2 separate regions of the Homo sapiens genome follow, and region 1 is linked to region 2. The links are chromatin contacts, found by Hi-C or POLR2A ChIA-PET in ENCODE. All regions are on one chromosome and are shown on one strand. Each heading gives the region's core, a stretch centred on a gene start or an enhancer-like site at or near the end of the contact. The rest is flanking DNA. Distances are from core to core; before and after follow the strand shown. Region 1 overlaps LINC02935 (long intergenic non-protein coding RNA 2935). Region 2 overlaps VTI1A (vesicle transport through interaction with t-SNAREs 1A).

Region 1 (7,552 bases), core at 1,396-3,895, 380 kb after region 2:
TGAGGAAAAAATGTTCTGGTTTTGGGGGGGAGCTGTAGTCTTTACTTTCATGTTCAAAATGGGTTTAATCTGACATTGAACTCCTTGTTATGCAGTATTAAGGAAGAGTGGGGCGGGAAATGAAGATGGGTACTAAGGTAAGGGTGTGTGTGTGTGGGGGGGGTAGGTGTGTGTAGGTGTGTATGGGGGTGTGTGTGCGTGCACGGGTGTGTGTGTGTGTGTGTAGGTGTGTGTGTGTAGGTGTGTGTGGGGTGTGTGGGGGTGTGTATGTGTGTGTGAGGGGGTGTGTGTGGGTGTGTGTGGGGGTGTGTAGGTGTGTGTGAGGGGTGGGTGTGTGGGGGGTGTGGGGTTTTTGAGTGTGTGTGGATGTGGGTGTGTGTGGGTGTGTGTGTGTGAATGTGGGTGTGTGTGGGTGTGTGTGAATGTGTGTGTGTGTGGATGTGGGTGTGTGTAGGTGTGGGTGTGTGGCGGGTGTGTGTGTGTAGGCACACAGTGTGCTTGGGATTTTTTTTTGTTTTCAAGACAGGGTCTTGGTCTGTTGCCCAGGCTGGAGTGCAGTAGCATGATCTTGGCTCACTGCAACCTCTGCTTCCCAGGCTCAAACGATCCTCCTGCCTCAGTCCCCCCAGTAGCTGGGTCTATAGGCGCACACCACCACACCTGGCTAATTTTTTCTATTTTTGGTAAAGATGGGGTTTCATCATGTTGCCCAGGCTGGTCTTGAACTCCTGGGCTAAAGTGATCCACCCGCCTCACACTCCCAAAGTGTTAGGATTACAGGCGTGAGCCATTGCGCTGGGCTGGAACTTTCTTAATCTGCCTTTTATTGCTCTTGAACACCTGCCCATAATATGAGGCTCTCCCTTTTACAAGGACTACCCAAGTCCTAGGGCAGTAACTCCAAGGAGCTTCCTTCTCTAATATCCAGACCTCTTTATGTTCCCTTCCTCTGTATTTATGCCACTGTCTTTGCCGCATTGCACTATTATTGTTTTCACGTTATTTCCTAAGGTGCCCTTTGTTACTCTTGAAGACCTGCCATTATTTCAAAACCTTTTCTCTTTATATGAACCACTGTGGAGCAATAGGGTGAGGGAGCTTCCGACTTCGCCATACAGATGGTCTTTATTCTCCCTTCCTTCCTCCTTCTTTCTTTTCAGACAGTTGGAATAACCAGATAGTTGAGAACGTTCTTTGAAATGGGAAGTCACAAACTCTGTCCTTTGCTGAGTGACTTAACCCCTTTGGGGGAAAAAGATTTGTATAAAACCAAGGTGGCATTGTTATGACTATTGAATAACAATAGATGAGTTAAATCATTCATTCGTTTGTAACCTAAATATTCCCCTGGGGTTATGACAGGTTTCCTGTATATTTATGCGCAAAATTACATTTGCCCTGAATCTTCACCCCTTTGACTAAGAGGAGTCTAAAGTCTGTTTGTGTGTGATTCTCCTATTCCAAGAATTACAAAATGTTCTTAGTCATGTCCTCGTTTTTCTCCCTTGCCAGTTAATTCAGCCCACAATCAATTATCCGTCCATCCTTTCACCTATCTGTTCATCTGTCCATCCGTCTACTCATCCATTCATTCAACACATATTTATTGAGCATTTAAATGAGGCAGGTACTCAACTAGATGACTAGTGAGGGCTTTGGTGGTGAGTCTGAATATCTGCCCTCTGGGAGAATAGACAAAGAAGTAGACAAACATTACAATATGTGTTAAGTCCAGTACAGAGTGGACTGGGCACACAGAGAAGGGACAGCTGGCCAGAGTTAGGGACTCAGAAAAAGTACCCCTAAAGAAATGCTATCTAAGACCCAAGGGATAAGAAAAAGCAGGGAGGAGGCAGGGCGCAGTGGCTCACGCCTGTAATTCCAGCACTTTGGGAGGCTGAGGTGGTGGATCACTTGAGGTCAGGAGTTTGAGACCACCCTGCCCAGTATGGTGAAACCCCGTCTCTACTAAAAATACAAAAAATAGCGAGGCATAGTGGTGCATGCCTATAATCCCAGCTACTTGGGAGGCTGAGGCACGAGAATCGCTTGAACCAGACAGGTGGAGGTTGCAGTGGGCCAAGATCGTACCACTGCACTCCAGCCTGGGCTATAGGGCAAGACTCCGTCTCTCAAAGAAAGAAAAAAGAAAAGAAAAGAAAAGAAAAGAAAAAGCAGAGGGCAGGAGAGAAGGACTTTTTTTCTGAAAAATATCCAATGATGTATCTACTACTTTCCTAAGCAAACTAATTCATCTTGCTGATTCCCTGAGCCTCTCACATAATGATGGATTTTCATGTAGAAAGAGCAGAGATTTGGATTTAGTAGCTCAGGACAATTTTGCTTAAATTTTTCTGGGTGGAGGTTGCCTCATTTGTAATATGTGCAAGGTAATAATTCCTAACCTACAGAGTTGTTAGAAGAATTAGGTGTGTTACAGGCAAAGCCCCCAGCACATGAGAGACCTTCACATATGGTAGATCTTATTACCATGAAAAGCAAAAAAATATATCAGTGGTTCCTAAGGGTGAGGGTGGGGGAGGGCTAGTGGGGTGGGGACTCCCAGGAAGCTCTTTAAAAAAAAAAAAAAGTAAGGACAAATAAACAAACACACCCATGCTCCGTCGCGGGAGGTTCTGAGTCACTAGGTCTGGGGTGGGTCTCTAACATGTGAGCTCCGTAGGTGATTCTGATCTTAGCCCCGTAGGTGATTCTGGTCTTAGCCACGGTTGGGAAGTGCCGCTGTACCCTGCAAAGGCAAGGATCTATTTTCATTCATAGAGCTGCCATTTTAAGTACATTAAAACCACAACTAAAAGCACAGTAACCATGATTTAAAGTAACTATTAAACAGAGTTGGAAGGGCATGCTGATGGTCAGTAACCACCCTCCCTGGGTAATTGAGAAGGGACTTATGAATCAGTGAAAGTGGAACTGCAGAATTTCTCAGGCTCTTAGAAATGAGGCCTGTAAAAATGTCTGGCTGGAGTCAGAGTGGAATTTAGCTGTCATATTTCTCTTGACTGACCACTGTAACCCTTTGGTAATTGATCTAGTAAATTAGTAACTCATATCACACACAGCTTAAGCTTTCTAGAGTTCATGATTGCTTGCTGAAAATAGACATCTGGCCATAGAATTTCCAGCATAACTAGTAAAGAAAAATTCAGACAGACATTTGCTCGTGAAAAGTCTCAATATTTCAACCCACAGTCTGAAATTTCAGTTGTTCAGGGTGGAATTCTTGAGTATGTTTGTAAATGTTCCCCGAATGGAGAGTGTTCAAGCTGTTTGTCTCTTAGTCACTCGCTCACTGTAAGACAACACAACAGAGTTGACGTTTGAATTTGCCTAGAGCTTCAAGACAGTCACTATCTATGAATTGCTGGAAAAAAAAATCTCAGGAATAAGCAAGATTTGGTCTTCAGAGGTGGTTGTTTTAGAGATAGGATAAGAGGAGACTAAATATTCTTGGTTTGTCCTGAATCATGTCAGCAAAGAAAAAGCCTGGTATATAACTCTTTCCGAATATTACCCAAGGAACTTCCCAGAGAATCACCAGCCAGAGCTTATTAAACCAACCTGCAGGTTCCTGGGCACTCTTCCAACCTTTCTGTGTTTCTGGGGGTGAGGGCCAAGGCTCCCAGGTGATTTTTATAGTCATGACCACCTTATGAGAAGGTAAAAAATGAGGGTGGGCACTATGGCTCATGCCTGTAATTCCAGCACTTCGTGAGGCTGAGGCAGGAGGATTACTTGAGCCCAGGAGTTCGAAACCAGCCTGGGCAACAAAGCAAAACACCATCTCTCAAAAAAAAAGAAGAAGAAGAAGAAGAAGAAGAAAATTAGCCGGGCATGGTGGTGCATGCCTGTGGTCCCAGCTAATTGGGAGGCAGTGGTGGGAGGATACCTTGAGCCCAGGAGTTAGAGGCTACAGTGAGGCATGATCATGCCACTGAACTCCAGCCTGGGCAACAGAGTGAGACCCTGTCTCCAAAAAAAAAAAAAAAAAAAAAAAGTAAATAAATAAAAAGAGGGTGATAATGTATTTTTACTACACTTATTTTGCCACAATGGAATTTTATGTCTGCGCTTAGATTTTTTTTTAAAAAAAGAGTAAATTAAGAGCATGAGACTTGGAGTCACCCATTTCTGCTTTCTGTTCCTTTGCTAATTCTTTTTTTTTTTTTTTTGAGATGGGGTCTCACTCTGTTGCCCAGGCTGGAGTACAGTGACATGATCACAGCTCACTGTAGCCTCAAACTCCTGGGCTCAAGTGATTCTCCTGCCTCAGCCTCCCAAGTAGCTGGGATTACAGGTACACACCCACACCCAGCTAATTGTATTATTTTTTGTAGAGAGCGGGGTCTGTTGTCCAGGCTGGTCTCAAACTCTTGGGCTCATGTGATCCTTTCCCCTTGGCCTCCCAAAGTGCTGGGATTACAGGCATGAGCCACCATGCCCGGCACCCCCTTTACCCATTTTGAACTTTAGTTGCCTTCTCCATAAATGGCACTGATAAGGGGAGTTATCCTTCCCCCAACATTTCCTTAAAGACCAAATGAAAAAAAATGGGTATGAAAATACTTTGTAAACTAAAAATACACAGTTCTATCATTATAGTCATTTTATATATGAAGAATCTACAGTTTAGGATTCCCAGCTGACATTATTCCTGGAAAAATGTTAACCAGCCTCCTTAATTTGGCTGTTTTTACTTTTATTCAAAGAGAGGAGGGTGTTTCCATACACAATGAGCCATCTAGCCGTAAGCATAAATAAGGCAGTTCAGATGTTGCAAAGGAGACAGGGGTCATTAAGTCCTTAACATATCAATCCAGAATTGCATAATGCAAATCTAGAGCAGCTACCAAGGAACAGGAGAGGCTTAATGTGTTCCCCAAAGCGCATTATGTTATTCTACATCTAGGAAAGTGCTTAAGTCAGAGCTTTCTCCAACCAAAGCAATGTCCACTATCTGTGACGGCTTGCCTGCAGAGTTTTTTGTTGTTTTGTTTGTTTGTTTGTTTTTTGCCTGTTTCATGAAAAAAAAAAAAAAAAACTGGCTGTAGAACAAGCCAGCTTGATGCATTTTGTGACAGATCTCTGCTAATATTCTAATCTCTCAGGCCCCAGACATGAGTCCTCAAAAGAGATGGAAAGACTTTGTCCTAAATGTAGTTGATATATAAGAACCTTCCATTATTCGCCTTACCTTACCCATCTGAGCTTCAGTCTAAGAAAGGAGGTTGTCTCCTTCACAAGATGCATTCATTGGCATTTTCAATTGACAGAGATTGAGTAATGCATTAAGTAGTCCTGTATACAGCTGTTGATACTTAATCACCTGAGATCTCTTCAGTACTATTTATCTGGCATAATCTGATAGGTGCCCGTCCAATTATTTGCTTTGAATAGATCTATTTCTCAGGCTTAGGGGAAATAGCCATTGATGGTAGAACTCTTACAAGCCCCTACCTAGCCTCAGTAGCAAACAAGGAAAGGCTGGTGGAGAAGAGAGAACAGGAAGAGAGAAGTAGGACCCATGGCTTAGCCTCTATGGGAGATGAAATGACTCTCTGGACTGGAAAGAGGCCTTGCATTCATTCTGCTCATCCACTCATTCATTCATTTCATTCATCTGCTCAACAATATTTACTGCATGCCCCTCTGTGCCAGGCAGTGTCGTGGGCACAGGGGCTCTGTGCCCTCCTCAGATGAAAGTCACTTAGCACATTGCCATAACCTGGGTTTATAGCCATAGTATTTACAAGTTGGGGAAGTTTTCCTCTTGCTTTGTTTGGGAGGACAAAGAACTATAAGAAATACTGGGTTAAAGCAAAGGGGAGAAAATCCAGTTCCACCTGGCTCCTCCCTGAATGGGCTCCCACCCCTTTCTGGGGTAGGTGGAGCAGTCAGAGCCCCTAACCACTGGCTTGGAAAGAAAAATCCTGAAGTCATTTGATCCAGCTCTAAGAGGTGCATTCTACCAGGAACTAGAAGGCACCTTCCAGGGAGTTAACCCTTTTGATCGCAAGTACAAAATGCAAGACCTTCAAGGCACTAAGAGGATGCAATATATGAACTTGGAAAAGATGATGATGATGAAATGACAATGATGTGATGATGATGATGACAATGATGACGATAAATAGCTCCCATTTATTGAGCTTTTACTGGGTATCAGGTACTGAGCTATGTGCTTTATGTATTATTTCATTGCATCTTCACAACAGTATGAGGTAGATACACTGATTATCTTTATTTTACAGATAAGAAAGTTGAGTGTAAGAAAAGTTAGGAATTTTGTCCAAAGACACACAACTACTAGATGTCAGAGCTGGGCCAGTGTCTGTTTATCTTCCTTCTCTGTTCCTTTGATTCTGTTTGGGATTATAAAATAATGGGGGCTCACTTCTATGTAAAAAGTCCCATGTGGCTCCTATTCTATTTTGTATGTGTGTCTGTTGATCGAGGAGTTGTTTGCCTGGCATAGATGGCCCCTCTGATCTGATTCGACTTTCTTGGTCTTGGAAGTCCTCTGTTTTCATTTACTGTCTAGTAAGATGGGGAGGGGCACAAAAGAAATGTCAGTGTGAGGTTGCCTTTGGCCAGAGTCTTGAGGCCATCCAAGAACCAGCTACCTCTTTAGCCCCGAAGACCTAAGGACCGAAGATCCCGAAGAAGTAAGTGACATGGAGGAAAGAACAGATGATAACAAACGAGGAGACACAGGAAACACACCAGAGCCAAGGAGAGAGTGGAAATGGTCCTGAGTACGAGCACTACTCCTTTTGACATTCCTCAGTGGTGACCAAGCTTTGCTCTTTTAGAGCGGGAGGATCAGCTCTGTGGCTGAATCAGGCTGGGGACAGAAGTGAGTAATGCCTCCATAGGTTAAAACAAAACAAAACAAAATGATGACTCCTGATGAGGTTTTCGGGAGTTGCAGAACATGGCACAAACCTGGAATCAATGTCTTACTTTCTTTGAAAGGACGGTGTCCACCTGGATGTTTGCACATGGTTGTCTCTGTTCACAAATCTAACACAAGCTTTCCATGGTCCATCCTGTTTGAGGTGGAATGCAGTGTTTGCATCCTCAGTACCTGTTCAATATCTGGGACTGAGCAGACACTCCATAAATGTGTGCAGTTTATTTTATTTTGAGACAGAGTCTCATTCTGTCACCCAGGCTGGAGTGAGGTAGTGCAATTATGGCTCACTGCAGCCTTGACCTCCCAGGCTCAAGCAATCCTCCCACCTCAGCCTCTTGAGTAGTTAGGACTTCAGGCATACACCCAGCTAATATTTTAAAATTATTATTATTTTTTGCAGAGACAGCATCTCTCTATGTTGCCCAGGCTGGTTTTGAACTCCTGGGCTCAAGTGATCCTCCTGCCTTGGCCTCCCAAATTGCTGGGATTACAGGCCACTGCATCTGGCCATGTGTGTGGTTTAAATGAAGAGCATAGCACTTCTCTTTGGCAGAGACTGAGCTGAGGAGATAACAGAGCAGAACACAGGAGTACCTGTAGGGCAGGTGGCAATGG
Region 2 (7,862 bases), core at 1,757-4,256:
CTCTGCCTAAATGAAAATGAACATAAATCAGTCACTGAGTAAACCAAAATTTTAATAGGATAGTGAAACCTAATATATTGATACATATTATAAAAATTGCATAATTGTATTTACCATCTCAAATAGATGATATTATAGGTCCATATATGCTAATAGTATTTGCTATCTATTATACTATAATCTGTAACAGGGATGTTGTTTGTGTGATTAAGGACTCTACTCACCCACCCCCAAAAAAGAGAGAAGAATGACTGAGCTGATTATGTTTGTTTTTGGAAAGATGTCACCTCCTCCACTATTTGGATGTTATCAGCTTGAGTTCAGACATGTGAACACGTTCAGATTTGACTTGGGATTTCAGCTTCCCTGATTGAAATGTGAGAATAGCTAAAGGAAAAAAAAAATAGCACATCAAACATAAAAGGGTGATGTGATAAAGGGGCTTTACTCATAATAGATTAAATAATGTGAGGATGAGAGAAAAAATATTTTCTTCTGTTTTTAAAGTGAGATTTAGATTGCTCATACCTCTTGAAAATGAGTGAATCATAATTTTATTTCCTATCTACTGCAAAAAACACTATCTTTTTTGCAAAAAAGTGAATGCGTAGTTCCCATGTCAGTTCTTTAAACAGCTATAGATCTTTCCCTCATTTGAAACTACTGCCTAATGCAGAGGAAATAGAAAGGAAGGGGGTGTGCCTGTCTAACTCAGACTCCTTTATCGTAATGGATGTTGTAGTTCTATGATAGGGATCCCTTTTTTTTCAAACGTGTTCACTTCTCTTAATGGACATTTTATATGCCTAAAACATTTGCCTTGCGTACATATAAGTATGATTTTTATGCCTAAAGAAAACTGTTCCACAAAAATAGATTGAGTTCATATTTTCTGAATTTTTCAAATTATATTCCTGTCACCTTAAAGTGATTATGCAGAGATTTCCCCTGGACTTGTATAAATCAAACTTACAAATTCTGAAAGTGCTTGGAGAACCTGAAGTTTACATGTAAGGAACTGTCACTTCAATAAATAGAGTATGATAAATTATAGTCATGAGAATATGTACTGTTAGATTATTACTTGTGTGAAGTTTTCCATCTAAAATTTGATTGAGGTGTAAAAGTTCAAAGAGACCACACTGAACGTTTTGGATATTTCGTTACCAAATGTAGCAAAGTTTCCATTTCATATGAAGTCATTGCATTTTGTTTTAAGGCTCTTTGTCATAATATAGGAATTAAAATCCCTCAAACTAAAACACATCCTTAACTAGGTATGGTCACTTGAGAATAACTTTTTTATTCCGCATCAGCATTCATTCAGAATATGGAGTCAAAACGGAAGCTCTTTCTGTAAAGAAAGAAAATATTTTAATTTGGCTCTATACTAATCTTTGTAGCTCAGTAGCTAGGAAGAGTTTTTTTCTAGGTAGGGCTGCTTATAATTTATATAAGAAAAGGTCTTCTGCCTACAAATAAGTTTACTTCTAAGTTATTTGCTAATAAATTGATTTTCAGAACTTCTTATCCATGGAATACTAACTATATAAATGGATAAAACTTGGAGATAAACAAAATGAGATAAAAATAGCAATATTCATTTAATTGCAATTGGGATATACCTGTCAGTTTAAAAATATAGATCAAAATAGGAAAATAAGGAATTAATAGCAATGATTATATAGGTAAAATACTGGCTAGGTATTTTCAATGTAACATACACATCCTCCTTATAGTTGCTTCTTTGTGAAGATTCGATAATATGAATACAATAGCTATTATTTCTCATTCTGATAATTTATGATGCAGTTTTTTTAGGCATCTGAAACCTGACTGTAATACATATAATTATAGTCTGCCAATTAACTATAAAGTATGTTAATTTACTCTTAGGTACATAAACATTTCTGCCATGATTAGAAATGTTAAAAATTCAGAAATTAAGAATTTTTCAAAAGCATTTTTAATGTCCCTCATACAATACCCTTTGCATTTAATTCCAAATTAAATGCTTTGTATACATTCATTTCTGATTCATATTCATTTCATTCAATCAAATATAGCTAATGCTGATTTACAAAGAAGGGGCAAGAAAATTACCTACTTTGTACATTTGAGTACTTTTGGGCTATCAGCTTTCCAAGGATTACTGTCTTAAGCATTATCATTCTATTCTTTGAAAATACCGTATTTACCATTCCATGTGGCAACATTTTATTTCTTTGAAAGAGTTGAGTTCTTGAATGTAGTGATGTTGTATTTAGAGTGGAAACATTAATAGTTCATAACTTGATTGCATTTCATGAGAACCATTCTCATAAAAGGAAAAACACAACTTATAGAATAAAATCATAAAGCCTTTCATAGTGAAGTGTGATAATGGGGCAAATAAACTGTTCCAAGCTTTGATTTTGAACCCTAATACTCTCTCAGTTTCTATATGCAGAATTATATTGATCAGTGACTTTTAATAAATCCTAAATAGAAGATTCAAAATATAAAGAGTAGACTATTTCCAAATGTGGGGAAAGTTTTGTGGCAAAGCAATATTTAGCAGATAATGATTGCTTAATTTCTTAATACAAGGTTCTCTTAAGTTCTGATTTGGGCTTGCTGTGCATAAAGTGTGTCAAACTTCAGCTACAGACCAGGGGGTGAAGTCGGTCAATTTAATTCCCCAAGATCTAAAGAAGGTCGGTATCATTTCATATAGCCCTGGCAGAGCAGATCATTACCAGGCACAAATCTGTTCGTTACGTGCTGAGGGTTTATAGCAAAATAAATAGACTGTCATCATAAGTTCAGAAAATTGTGTGTTCGACCCACGATAATGTGTAAAGGGCGTTTAATAGAGTTCAGCATTTATTCGTTATCTGTATGCGAACAGAGACAGCAGTCGCGTTATCAGCTTTAAAAAAAATTCGGTAGTTCTGGGGTCACGTGACACACCTCACACACACACACACACACACACACACACACACACACACACGTGCGCACGTGCGCGCGCGCGCATGAACCCTCACATGCTCTGCAGTGCAGTTTTGATTTTAGTCACAGCAGAAGGCTTAACCACAAGAGATTCCACTGGTTCAAACCAGCGTAAACCAGATTTTTTCAGCCCACAAAGGAACAGATTACCTCTTGTATCAAATTCTGCATTGGGGGAAAAAAAATCTTTGTTTCAGAAAAGATGTTGATTATCATAACTCAACATGGTGGCATTGCACACTCTCATGTTGCCTATGATGGAGCTAGTAACTCGAGAAAATACGAAATCACGACTTACAGTCCAGTCTACGCATTGTTAATTTTCAGAAATAGGCCATCTTTTGTTTACTTGAATGAATAACTCCCGGCCTAAGCAAAGAAAAAAAAAAAAAAGAAAAAAGATAAAGATGAAAAACCCTCCCATTACCTAGCTTGGCTACAAATCCGATGTAGAGCTTGAATGCAGCCATGCAGCACAAACAAGATAGAACGTTTTTTGTTTGGAACCTATTGAAAAAACAAATGGGTAGCATTTTTAAACACTCATTGATTATGGCAGGGTGGCATGCCCCAAATGGTCTCTATTGCTGAAGAGTAGTTTTAAACTTTGGCCCTTTAAGTATCATAGTCAACCAAAGAATAGTGCCCCCAGAAAGAAAAGATCGCTGGCCGATCAATTCCCAGATCGTCTCTTTCTGAGAATTAATGTTTGCCTTTTTCTCCCATGATGTTGGGATAGCAAAGAGAAAGATTCCGATATATGATAGGCCAGGTATTTTAGCTTAAAATTTTGCTTCTTCTGGGGAAGAATTATAACTTTTCATGTGAAATGAAAAGATGATTTACTTGTATGTAACTGGATGGTTGCTGAGTGTGTTAATTAAAAATAAAGAAAGCTTCTTATTTTGAAACGATGATAATAAAGGTTTCATTTTCACTGAATGTACTGTGAGACATTACATGATAACTTATGTACCCTTTTTATAAAGATTCTTAACAGTTTTTAAAATCTTATTCTTTGGTACTCAAAATACTTTTCATATAACAAATGAAATAACAGAATAAGCTGGAATGCATACTGCCTTCCTTGAATTCGGGACAAAAACAGCGTTAAGCATTGAGATATCCGGGCTATAGTAAACATGATACTTACAGAGACTTATAGTGAACAATTCAGGCACATTTCTCCCAAAGCAATAGTTTAATTTATTGACCTGCATATGTCAAGTGTTATAACAGATGTTACAGATATTTGGATGTTTAAAAATTATCAGTCGTAGACCTGAATTGCTGAGGATGCAAATTTCAGACCTAGAATGTGGTTTAGTCTGTTACAACATAGGTTTCAGTTTCTAGTCATTGCAGAAACTGTGGTCGTCATCTCACTTATACAGTGATATTTGTAGTTTAGAATAATGTCAAACACACACACACCCACACGTACACACAATGAGCCAGATATATGGTTATATATTTTAGTTCCTAAAGAGTTAAACAGCTTGTTTTATCTGTTATATTTAAGGTAAATAGAAAAATGTTCTAAATAAGAGAATTAAAATGTTATCATAGGATAATTTACTAAGAAGTAAGGAGTGATTTTTTATTTGACTTTAGTGAAAACAAAACTGCAATATAAATGAAGTAAGAGCTCATTGCCAGTTTACAATATGAAGAAAATTGAAAACTGAAGAAATCATTCAAAAATTAAAATGAAAACATGCCACATGATTGTGGTAGCCTCTTAAGCAAAATAAAAATGTAGAAATTGACTCTTACATACACAGAAGTTCATATGATCGTGAATTTTTGATACTATGATCTAAATAAGTATTATCTCTCCTGGCATACTTTATTTTCTATTAAAATAACATTACTTCCAAATGCAGTCTTATTACTAGAGTGGGTACAAGTATAACATTAACTAACATAATAGTTTGTTGTTTTAAATACTTACTGGAACCAAAGCATGAGCTATTAATCATTTTCATTTGTAGGTAAAATCTGAAATCAGTTGTCAAGATTCCAAATAGGGAAACATCCTGAAAACTTGTATATACAAAACCTCTTCAATGGTACATTCTTAGAAGAGAGGAACAGTAAACTTGTTTTCTTTCTTTATAATATAGACTTCTATGAAGTCGTTCCCCTTTATTTCATGATGGTGTCTTAGATGTACTTTAAAAGAGAATTTCACACTATTCTCTTTGTTTAATGTGACAGTGTGAGAAAGTGATCTTTATTCGTTCAAAAAACTCTGCATGTAGTCTATGTTTAGGTTCTTTTAATGTGTTTGTCTGTGATTTTTAAATGCTAAACATGTAAACAGATAAATTGTCAATGTTAATTCTGTATCCTGTCAGACAACTGATCTTTCTTTCCTGCCATTTCTTTCCTTTTTATCTTTTTTTTGTGCATTCATGTTGCAGTTGATAAAATTACGTGAAGAGGTGAGTACTTCCTAGCTTCTTTTTTTTTTTTAATTCTGCTTTTCCCTATAAAATTGAGTTTTTAAATCTGAAGTGGATCTTTGGATTTGTTTTTCCAGGTAAATCTATACATAGCAAAAAGTATCATTTATATTGTTCAGAAATCTTTTCTGCTCACCATCTTTTAAAACACAACTATATCCTAATCATGCTTATCTCAGGGATCATTGTTCTTTGTTGGAACTGGGACAAAGTTAATACTTTAAAGGCCAAAAAAAAGGAGGAATAATAAAGGAATATCTTAAAACTCTACCTGAGTGTAGTTTTATTGTAGGCTGTAACTTCAAGTTTATTTATGTAGTTTCTCAAAGAAGCTAGTATGATTTTTTTTTTCTAACATTCTGATTTACTTTACTGTAAACTGTTCTTAAATAAACTCCTTTCCCCCACCCAAAATTATTGGGTTTAACATAAGACACCATGGATGTATTATCCTTTTGGGGAAACACACATATGTTATAAATGCCCTGCTACTCTGTGTACATAGATACCTAAGAATAGCCAAAGCTTTCGTCATTGTTAAACACTTTGCTTTTTGTAGCATGCAGCACCCAAGTGAGTTCTCATTTTTCTGAGTTTGCTGGACTGTTTCATAATGCAACTCCAGATTTTTTTGTGTGTGGCTCAGCAAATATTTACTGCAATGTTTATAATTGTATCCTTGTATTAATGAGGGATGCTGAATAATTCTATTTTTAAAAAATTAAGTCAAACATATCAAACATGCTTTGGTACTCTTTTTTAGAGATAGTCATATTTTTTATTTAGTAAGATTGGGTTTTATTTTTCTATTAAGACATAATGGCCTATATTGCAATTTAAAAATTGTCTAATTGCTTATAGTATAGAGTAGTATGAATTACTTTTGAGTTTAATTTGACTGCATTGATTGAGAATTCTCTAGAATTTTTTTTATTGGTATGTCATCATTCTCTAGGTGATACAGATGTTAATTTAGAAGCTTCTAGATAGTGTTTTTCAACAACTCTTTGAATTTAAGATGCATTACTGATGTCCTCCCTCAGAAAAAGTAATAATGATATATAAAATGAAGGGGAAAAATATACAAAAACCCTCGCCCTCCAACCTTTTTGTGTTTTTTATCTTCCCTACAGGGGAGCAGTTGTATATATACACTAAATGAATATAATCAGTTGCAGTTTTGATGTATAAGATTATTCTTGAGGTGAGGGATAACATAAATATTATTTTTCTGCAAGATAGAGTATGTGCTTGTTGTATTTGCATATATTCATGTTTAGGTGAAGAATCTGAATTTTCAAATGTTAATGGAACTAACAATTGACTTGAAAACCTCTATACGAAGAAACTACGTGAAGCCCTTGCCCCTGAATTTAAGCAATGAGTATTGTTTATGTATTAAATTGTGGCTTATTGCAATCAACATTTTTGACAGAAGATTTATTTTTGTTAAGCCTAATTGTGTCAAATTAGAAGTCTTAATTCCAAAAACTTAAAGCATCACGTCTGCATTTCTTTTAAAATATTTTTTATTTTTGTTTGATGGCTTATTTCTTTTCTTATGCCTGTAGCAGCAGTTTCATCAGTTATGATTCTGGAATTCATGTTTCTGAAACTGTAACATGTAATTGAATTATAATTGGAAAAATTAGATTAATCAACTAACAGAATAATATACTCTGAAATATTCTTTTAACAGTCTTTGATATAGATCTAGCATTGATATTTATAGACTAGATTACAGTGATGATGCTGCATTGGTATATGGCTTGCTGAGGAGTGATTATTTCTCAGTTGGGATTCTAATAGTAATCATAGAGAGAATGTTACCCCCATGTTTCTTAACTTGCAACTGTGCTAAGAAGACAAGCACTCAGCTGCTCCAAAATGTGTTTTGTTTCGCTTGGAAACAAAAATATGCCCCTTCTCTTCCTTGTGTTGCTCTTTCTGGGCTCAGTTTTGGAAAGGGAGCATGCTTGGAGGCAGGGTTGTAGTGCATAGGGAGCTGATCTGGTGTTGGCTCTGCCGAGCTCCGTTTGAATCCTACATCTCCAGCTCTCCACATTGCGCAGCTCCTCACACAAGTTGAGCTCTGTCTGAAGCTCCTGCACAGCTTCACTTACCTGCTTTGAAAAGGGCTGAGAAGAGGGTGAGAGAATGAGTTTGGGATGGAGTGTGGGGGCAAGTTGAAAGCATCAGCTGCTACTGTAGTGTATTTCCTTTCATTTACAGAGACCAGGGCAATGTACAACTAAGGGAACAATGTAAATAGTGCAGCTGTTTCAAGAACTTGATTTTAGTTTGACTTAAGTGAAGAGGTTCCAAAATAGAAAGTGAAATCCTGCTGTAAAGCTGCTGATAAACTGATAGTCCTCTTGTGTGCAGATTTACTCTGATAAA

Evidence for each region. Hi-C counts contacts between places; a loop is a spot of excess contacts on that map. ChIA-PET counts read pairs that join two places held with the same protein, here RNA polymerase II (POLR2A). Pooled maps may share reads with other maps.
Region 1: a loop to region 2 is called in a map with no recorded cell type, with 4 times the contacts of the local background. The contact joins two enhancer-like sites. A Hi-C loop is called at or near these places in 1 of 37 single-sample maps with no recorded cell type and 1 of 50 pooled maps. POLR2A ChIA-PET finds 5 or more read pairs at or near these places in 2 of 52 experiments (H1 and OCI-LY7).

Annotation. Positions count from the first base shown.
Region 1 is chr10:112,913,051-112,920,602 of GRCh38, forward strand. The region is part of intron 2 of LINC02935 (long intergenic non-protein coding RNA 2935); the gene reads left to right. Among named protein-coding and RNA genes, the nearest start is that of LINC02935, 26 kb to the left of the region's middle. RefSeq lists an enhancer at 11-511 and a silencer at 2,557-2,757. Within about 2 kb of position 2,646, at least 8 of the 41 ENCODE cell types and tissues checked have a DNase peak (open chromatin) inside an H3K27ac peak, as active enhancers do.
Region 2 is chr10:112,528,110-112,535,971 of GRCh38, forward strand. The region is part of intron 4 of VTI1A (vesicle transport through interaction with t-SNAREs 1A); the gene reads left to right. Among named protein-coding and RNA genes, the nearest start is that of VTI1A, 85 kb to the left of the region's middle. RefSeq lists an enhancer at 3,147-3,196. Within about 2 kb of position 3,007, at least 2 of the 41 ENCODE cell types and tissues checked have a DNase peak (open chromatin) inside an H3K27ac peak, as active enhancers do.